Regions from separate parts of the Homo sapiens genome. Here region 2 is linked to region 1. The links are chromatin loops, found by intact Hi-C in ENCODE. Cell type or tissue: Caco-2. All regions are shown on one strand. Links, peaks and the distances in the headings refer to the core of each region. The heading gives the core; the rest is flanking DNA. Region 1 overlaps ABAT (4-aminobutyrate aminotransferase). Region 2 overlaps ABAT (4-aminobutyrate aminotransferase).

Region 1 (2,910 bases), core at 88-2,587:
TAACATGAGATTAGACAGTAAGCGGATGACTCATTCTTTGGGGGAAGTCCATCATTCAGGAATGCCTCAGCTATGGAAGGCATTTTGGAGACAAGAATTTAAAAACCCCATCTCCCCTTTGTGTGGGAGTGGAAGGGATGGGCTCTTGAGTTGTCCTGGGTTCAAATCCTGGCTCTACTATATATTAGCTGTGGGACTGTGACCCACCCCCGAGGACTCCCTCAGTCTGAATGCCCAGCTAGCCACTGTGTGCATGAAGGTCAGGGAATCAGATTAGCAGCATTTGTTTAAAAAACTAGAAGTTTGGTCGGGCACGGTGGAGCACGCTGATAATCCCAGCACTTTGGGAGGCCAAGGGAAGAGGATTGTTTGAGGCCAGGAGTTTAAGACCAATCTGGGCATTATAGTGAGAACCAACCCCAATCTCTACAAAAGAGTTTTAAAAATTAGCTAGTCATGCTGGTGCATGCCTGTAGTCCCAGCTACTCTGGAGGCTCAGTCAGGAGGATCTCTGGAGCCCAGGAGTTTGAGGCTGCAGTGGGCTATGATCACTCCACTGCACTCCAGCCTGAGGCAACAGTGCAAGACCCTGTCTCAGTAAAAAACAAAAACAGAAAAATTCTAGAAGTTCTAAAAGTTCTCTCTCTGGCCACCTGTCCTCCCGTATCTGTAGTCTTTGAAAAGATTTTTTTAAGTTAATACTTATAGAGAATTTACTATGCACTTGGCATATTGCCAAGTGCCTTATACATTATCTCATTAAATGGCTACAGCCACCTTGGAGTAGGGTCTTCTAACATCACCTCCAGTTGACTGATGGGCCCGAGTCTCAAGAGCTTGCAGGATTTTCCTGGCATACACAGGGAGTCCAAGGCTAAGCCAGGCTGTGCACAAACAACTCTCTGCCTCCCAAGCTTATTCTTTTTTTTTTTTTTTTTTTTAGACGGAGTCTTGCTCTGTCGCCCAGGCTGGAGTGTAGTGGCATGATCTCGGCTCACTGCAAGCTCTGCCTCCTGGGTTCAAGCGATTCTCCTGCCTCAGCTTCCCAAGTAGCTGGGACTACAGGTGCCCACCATCATGCCTGGCTACTTTTTTTTGTATTTTTAGTAGAGACGGGGTTTCACCGTGTTAGCCAGGATGGTCTCGATCTTCTGACCTCGTGATCCACCCACCTTGGCCTCCCAAAGTGCTAGGAATACAGGCGTGAGCCACCGCGCCTGGCCCTCCCAAGCTTATTTCTATGGTAGCTGCCTTGCAGACGCCTGCCCCTGCCCTGCCCTGAAATGTGGGGGTCCCACAGCATAGAAAGCCCAAGGCAGGATTTCCCTGATCAGAGGGACCAGCTCCGCTTTCATCTCTTCTTCAGAAGCCAGTAAGGCACGCCACATCTGAGGCTTAATGAGGTCTACCTGGAACAGGCTTAGCTCTCCAAAGGCAGAAAAGTCATGAACACACAGGCAGTGGTGATAAGGAACCAGGACTTAAAGACCTTTGGCCCCGAAACAGTTGGAGAAACCCAGAGTGTTCCTTTCTTGAGTAAGGTGTACTTTTCAGTCTTGGGGCCAGCGTGTGTTGGAGTAGGATGGGGGAGTGCCAGGGATGAATGTTAACCACCTTGGTCCCCCTCCAAGGCTGTCTCATCCGTCTTCTCGACCAGACAGAGTGGAACCCCAAGGCATTTCAAATCACTTTCACTTTTCTATTCTATTAGCAGAAAGTCTCCCCTGGGTGATGCCAGGTCTTTAATACCTGTCTCCACTGGCTGATCTCTTACTGTGGAGGAGTGCGCGGCCCAGGCTCAGAGGCTTGGGCAGGCAACAGAAAGATTGTTCCTACTGCATTCAACCTCTGGCCACATTGACATAAAGTCTCCTTTCAAAGCAAATGTATTTGGATGGACACAGTGGCTCACGCCTGTAATCCCACACTTTGGGAAGCCAAGACAGGAAAATAGCTTGAGCTCAGGAGTTTGAGACCAGCCTAGCCAACATGTTGAAACCCTGTCTATAAAAAAAAAAAAAAAAAAAAAAAAAATTAGCCGGGCATGGTGGTGCATACCTGTAATCCCAGCTATTCGGGAGGCTGAAGTGGGAGGATTGCTTAAGCTAGGGAGGTTGAGGCTGCAGTGAGCCATGATTACACCACTGCACTCCAGCCTGGGCAACAGAGTGAGACCATGTCTCAAACAAAGAAAACAACAAAAAGAAAAGGTTCAAGGGGTGGATTCTGAGATTAGCCGGTGACTGGTAGAAGGAAGAGGGGGTGGTCTGGAAAGTCCTCAGGCATGGACAGTTATATCCATGCTACTGCAGCGATTGCATGTTCAAATTCAGCAGGAGTTAGTGTGAACCTTGTGGTGGAAATTCAGGCCATGATATCAGCAAGCTCGTTTTGCACAAACTCCATTTGACCATCTTGGTCCCAACAGATTTCAGCTCGTTTCTCCTTGATCTCATAAGCAGAGAGAGTTTCAGCATTTTCAGCAAGTTGATTTATTTATTTCTTTCTTTCTTTCTTTCTTTCTTTCTTTCTTTCTTTCTTTCTTTCTTTCTTTTTTTTTTCTTGAAAACGGAGTCCCATTCTGTTGCCCAGGCTGGAGTGCAGTGGCACAATCTCAGCTCACTACAACCTCTGCCCCCCTGGTTCAAGCGATTCTCCTGCCTCAGCCTCCCAAGTAGCTGGGATTACAGGCACCTGCCACCACGCTGGGCTAATTTTTGTATTTTTAGTAGAGATGGGGTTTCACCATGTTGGCCAAGCTGGTATCAAACTCCTGAGCTGAAGTGACCCACCTGCCTCGGCCTCCCAAGTGAGATTCCTTTCTTATCTGCTATTCTTCAAACTCGAGAATTTCTGTTAGTTACTGGCTTCTTACTCTTTGGGGCACAGTTTCAGCTTTTCAGCACGTTC
Region 2 (2,867 bases), core at 368-2,867, 75 kb before region 1:
GGTCCCTGGAGACCTCTTATCTGGGTCGAGAGCACAAATCTGCCACTTAGTGTCTGATCTTAACCTCTCTGTGACATATCCTTGGGGTAAAATGAGTTAATCCTCATAAAATGTTTAGCACACAGCAAAATGAGCAGAAACAATGATTACAAGTGCAAAGTCATAAAACCTCTAATCATGAAGTGGGGAGGTGCTTATGCCTTAAGGCAAAACTTGTAACCCTTGCCGTAGATAATCTGCCAGGGCCAAGGTGCCTGGGGACAAGGGGATGTCTTCCTAGAGAGACAGTGTAGTATGTGGAATGGACCACAGACCCTGAAGCCAGATGGAGTAGAGAGTTGGCCACTGGTAGTGGCTGTCTATGGAAACTTAGGCAAGTCATTCATGTCTCTGAACCTCAGTTCCTCGTCTTTGAATGAGGTTTGTTGGGGTTGGACATCAGAAAAGAGACAGGTCTAGATGAGGGGTTCTCATTTTGGGCACTGTTGACAGTTGGGTCAGAGGATTCTTTGTTGTGGGACTCCCCTGTGTATTGTAGGATATTCAGCAGCGCCTCTGGTCTCTACCCACTAGATGCCAGTGACACTCCCTACCCCATGAGTCATGTCCATCAGAAATGTCTGCAGACATTGCCAGATGTGCCCTGGGGAGCAAAATCATCCTTTTCCTTCGCTATTGAGAACTGCTGGTCTAATACATGGCCTTAAACATAGTTGATACTTAATATAAAACAGCTTCCTAGCTGAGGCGGGTGGATGGCTTGAGCCCAGGAGTTTGAGACCAGCGTGGGCAACATGGCAAAACCCCATCTCTGTAAAATACAGGAAAAAAAAAATCAGCTGGTCATGGTGGCATGCGCCTGTAGTCCTAGCAACCTGGGAGGCTGAGGTGGGGGGATTGCTTGAGCCCGGGGAGGTCGAAGCTGCAGTGAGCCATGATCACACCACTGCATTCCAGCCTGGGTGACAGAGTGAGACACTGTCTCCAAAAAAAAACAAAATAAAAACCAAAAACAGCTTCTTTCTTGCACAAGCTCCTCGTTTTGGTTTCTGTGTAATGAGGAGAAGGAGATGTGTCTAGCTGTGGAGCCTTCCAATATTAATAACAATTTTTAATTTCTCACATTTACACAAGACTTTCTTGTCTGGTTTTTGTTTTTCTCTTTAGTAGAGACAGAGTCGGGTGGTCTCTAACTCCTAGGCTTAAGCGATCCTCCCGCCTTGGCTTCCCAAAGCACTGGGGTTACAAGTGTGAGTTACAACCAAAGCGCTGGGGTTACAAGTGTGAGTTACAGGAATAAGCCACAGCACCCAACCTACACAGGACCTTATCATCTCCAAAGCACTGTTGTGTCTATGACACTGTTTCTCACTCTACAGATAAGCAAACTAAGCCTCACAAAGGTTAAAAGACTTGTCTAAGACCATCACCCGCTTCTCCACCAGGCATCAGAGAAACATCCATGCCAGAAATTGTTTGAGAAACAACTGAGTTCTGGGCCTTCTTCAGATTAGTTATCAGGGTCTTTCGAAACTTCAATGGCATGCTCTTTGGTCCAGCAATCCCACTTTGAAAAATCTCACACAGAAATGCTCACACTTGCACTGACATAACATAAAAATGTCCATGGCAGAGCTTGCAACACTGGTATGGGAAGGGATTACAGTATATGCATTCATGTGGGAGAATGAGTAGATTTTAGATGAATGAGGTGGATCCACATTCCTGACCTTGAAAGGTTCCTGAGTCATATTATTTAGTGAAAAAGATAAAGTCACAGAATCAACATAGCCAGTATGATCCTATTTTTTTTTAAATGTAAATATGCATGAACATGGATAGTTAGGGAAGTGGGGAATTAAAAGGACCTAGATAGTATGTATGTATGAGAACATATTCCTGGGGGAAGAAGAAGAAAATAAATCTCCGCCAGCTTCCCATGCATTAAAAATGAGCAAAGTGGGCTGGCCACCTTGTCTCACGTCTGCGATCCCAGCACTTTGGGAGGCTGAGGCGGCAGAATCACTTGAGCCCAGGAGTTTGAGGCTGCAGTGAGTTGTGAGTGAGCCACTGCACTCCAACCTGGGCAACAAAGGGACACTGTAAATAATTAATCATAAGATAAAAATTAAAATGAATAGAGCACAACCCACAGAGGTTGAGAGACTTGCTAACACCAGAAGTTGCCAGTGGTGAAATTCAGCTTTGAGTTTGCTGATAGTTACGGGGCCAAGAGACAGGAATCTGAGGCTCATCTCAGCAGGCCAAGCCTCCTTCCTTACTGTGGGGAAATTCCTTCTCTGAGCACCTAGAGGGATCCTGGTGTCAGACTGACCTCACCTGAATCAGGCTTCCACCCACGTGATGACCTCAGGCCAGCCACTTTAACTCTCAGTGCCTCATTTCTCTAACTTTAAAATAGCTAAAAGGCAAAGGAAAAAACATGAAAGCCAAAAAAAAAAAAAAAGGTAGAAGGAGGAGGCAATAGTAGAACCTCTCTCATTGGGCCGCTGTGAGGATTACATAAAACCATGTGTTCCGACCCCCAGTACTTAGTAGGTGCTTAATTAACACGAGCCCTGGTCTCTCCTGCCTTTTTCTCTGCTTGCCTGCTCCTTGCCAGGATGCAGAAGACAAAAGCCTCAGAAAGGACAGTGGGGGCTCCTGAGGCCCCAAGAATGCTTAGCAGGCTGAATCAGTTGTCCTCACTTCTTCACTTTGCCCTCTGATCCACCATGACCACTCTGCTGCAGGAGCTTTTAACAGAAAGCCTGGGAGAGCATTCTGAGGGGGTCTGTGCTATAGCTCTTCCTCCCTGGGGTCTAACCATCCTTGCTTTCTCTAGACACTCCACACATTAAACTGTC

Evidence for each region. A loop is a pair of places that touch in the nucleus more often than their neighbours do. Peaks named below come from ENCODE experiments on the same cell type or tissue, not always from the same donor. Only the 100,000 strongest peaks of a DNase experiment are listed, where the experiment ranks them.
Region 2: it touches region 1 in a loop (8-fold over the local background); 7 of 110 quality-filtered maps call a loop at or near these places.

Annotation. Positions count from the first base shown.
Region 1 is chr16:8,752,172-8,755,081 of GRCh38, forward strand. The region is part of intron 5 of ABAT (4-aminobutyrate aminotransferase); the gene reads left to right. Among named protein-coding and RNA genes, the nearest start is that of TMEM186, 44 kb to the right of the region's middle. In Caco-2, for the core only: no CTCF peak of the experiment used is centred there; a DNase peak (open chromatin) is centred at 1,440.
Region 2 is chr16:8,677,075-8,679,941 of GRCh38, forward strand. All of the region lies in intron 1 of ABAT (4-aminobutyrate aminotransferase), which reads left to right. Among named protein-coding and RNA genes, the nearest start is that of ABAT, 3.9 kb to the left of the region's middle. In Caco-2, for the core only: no CTCF peak of the experiment used is centred there; DNase peaks (open chromatin) are centred at 1,577 and 2,320.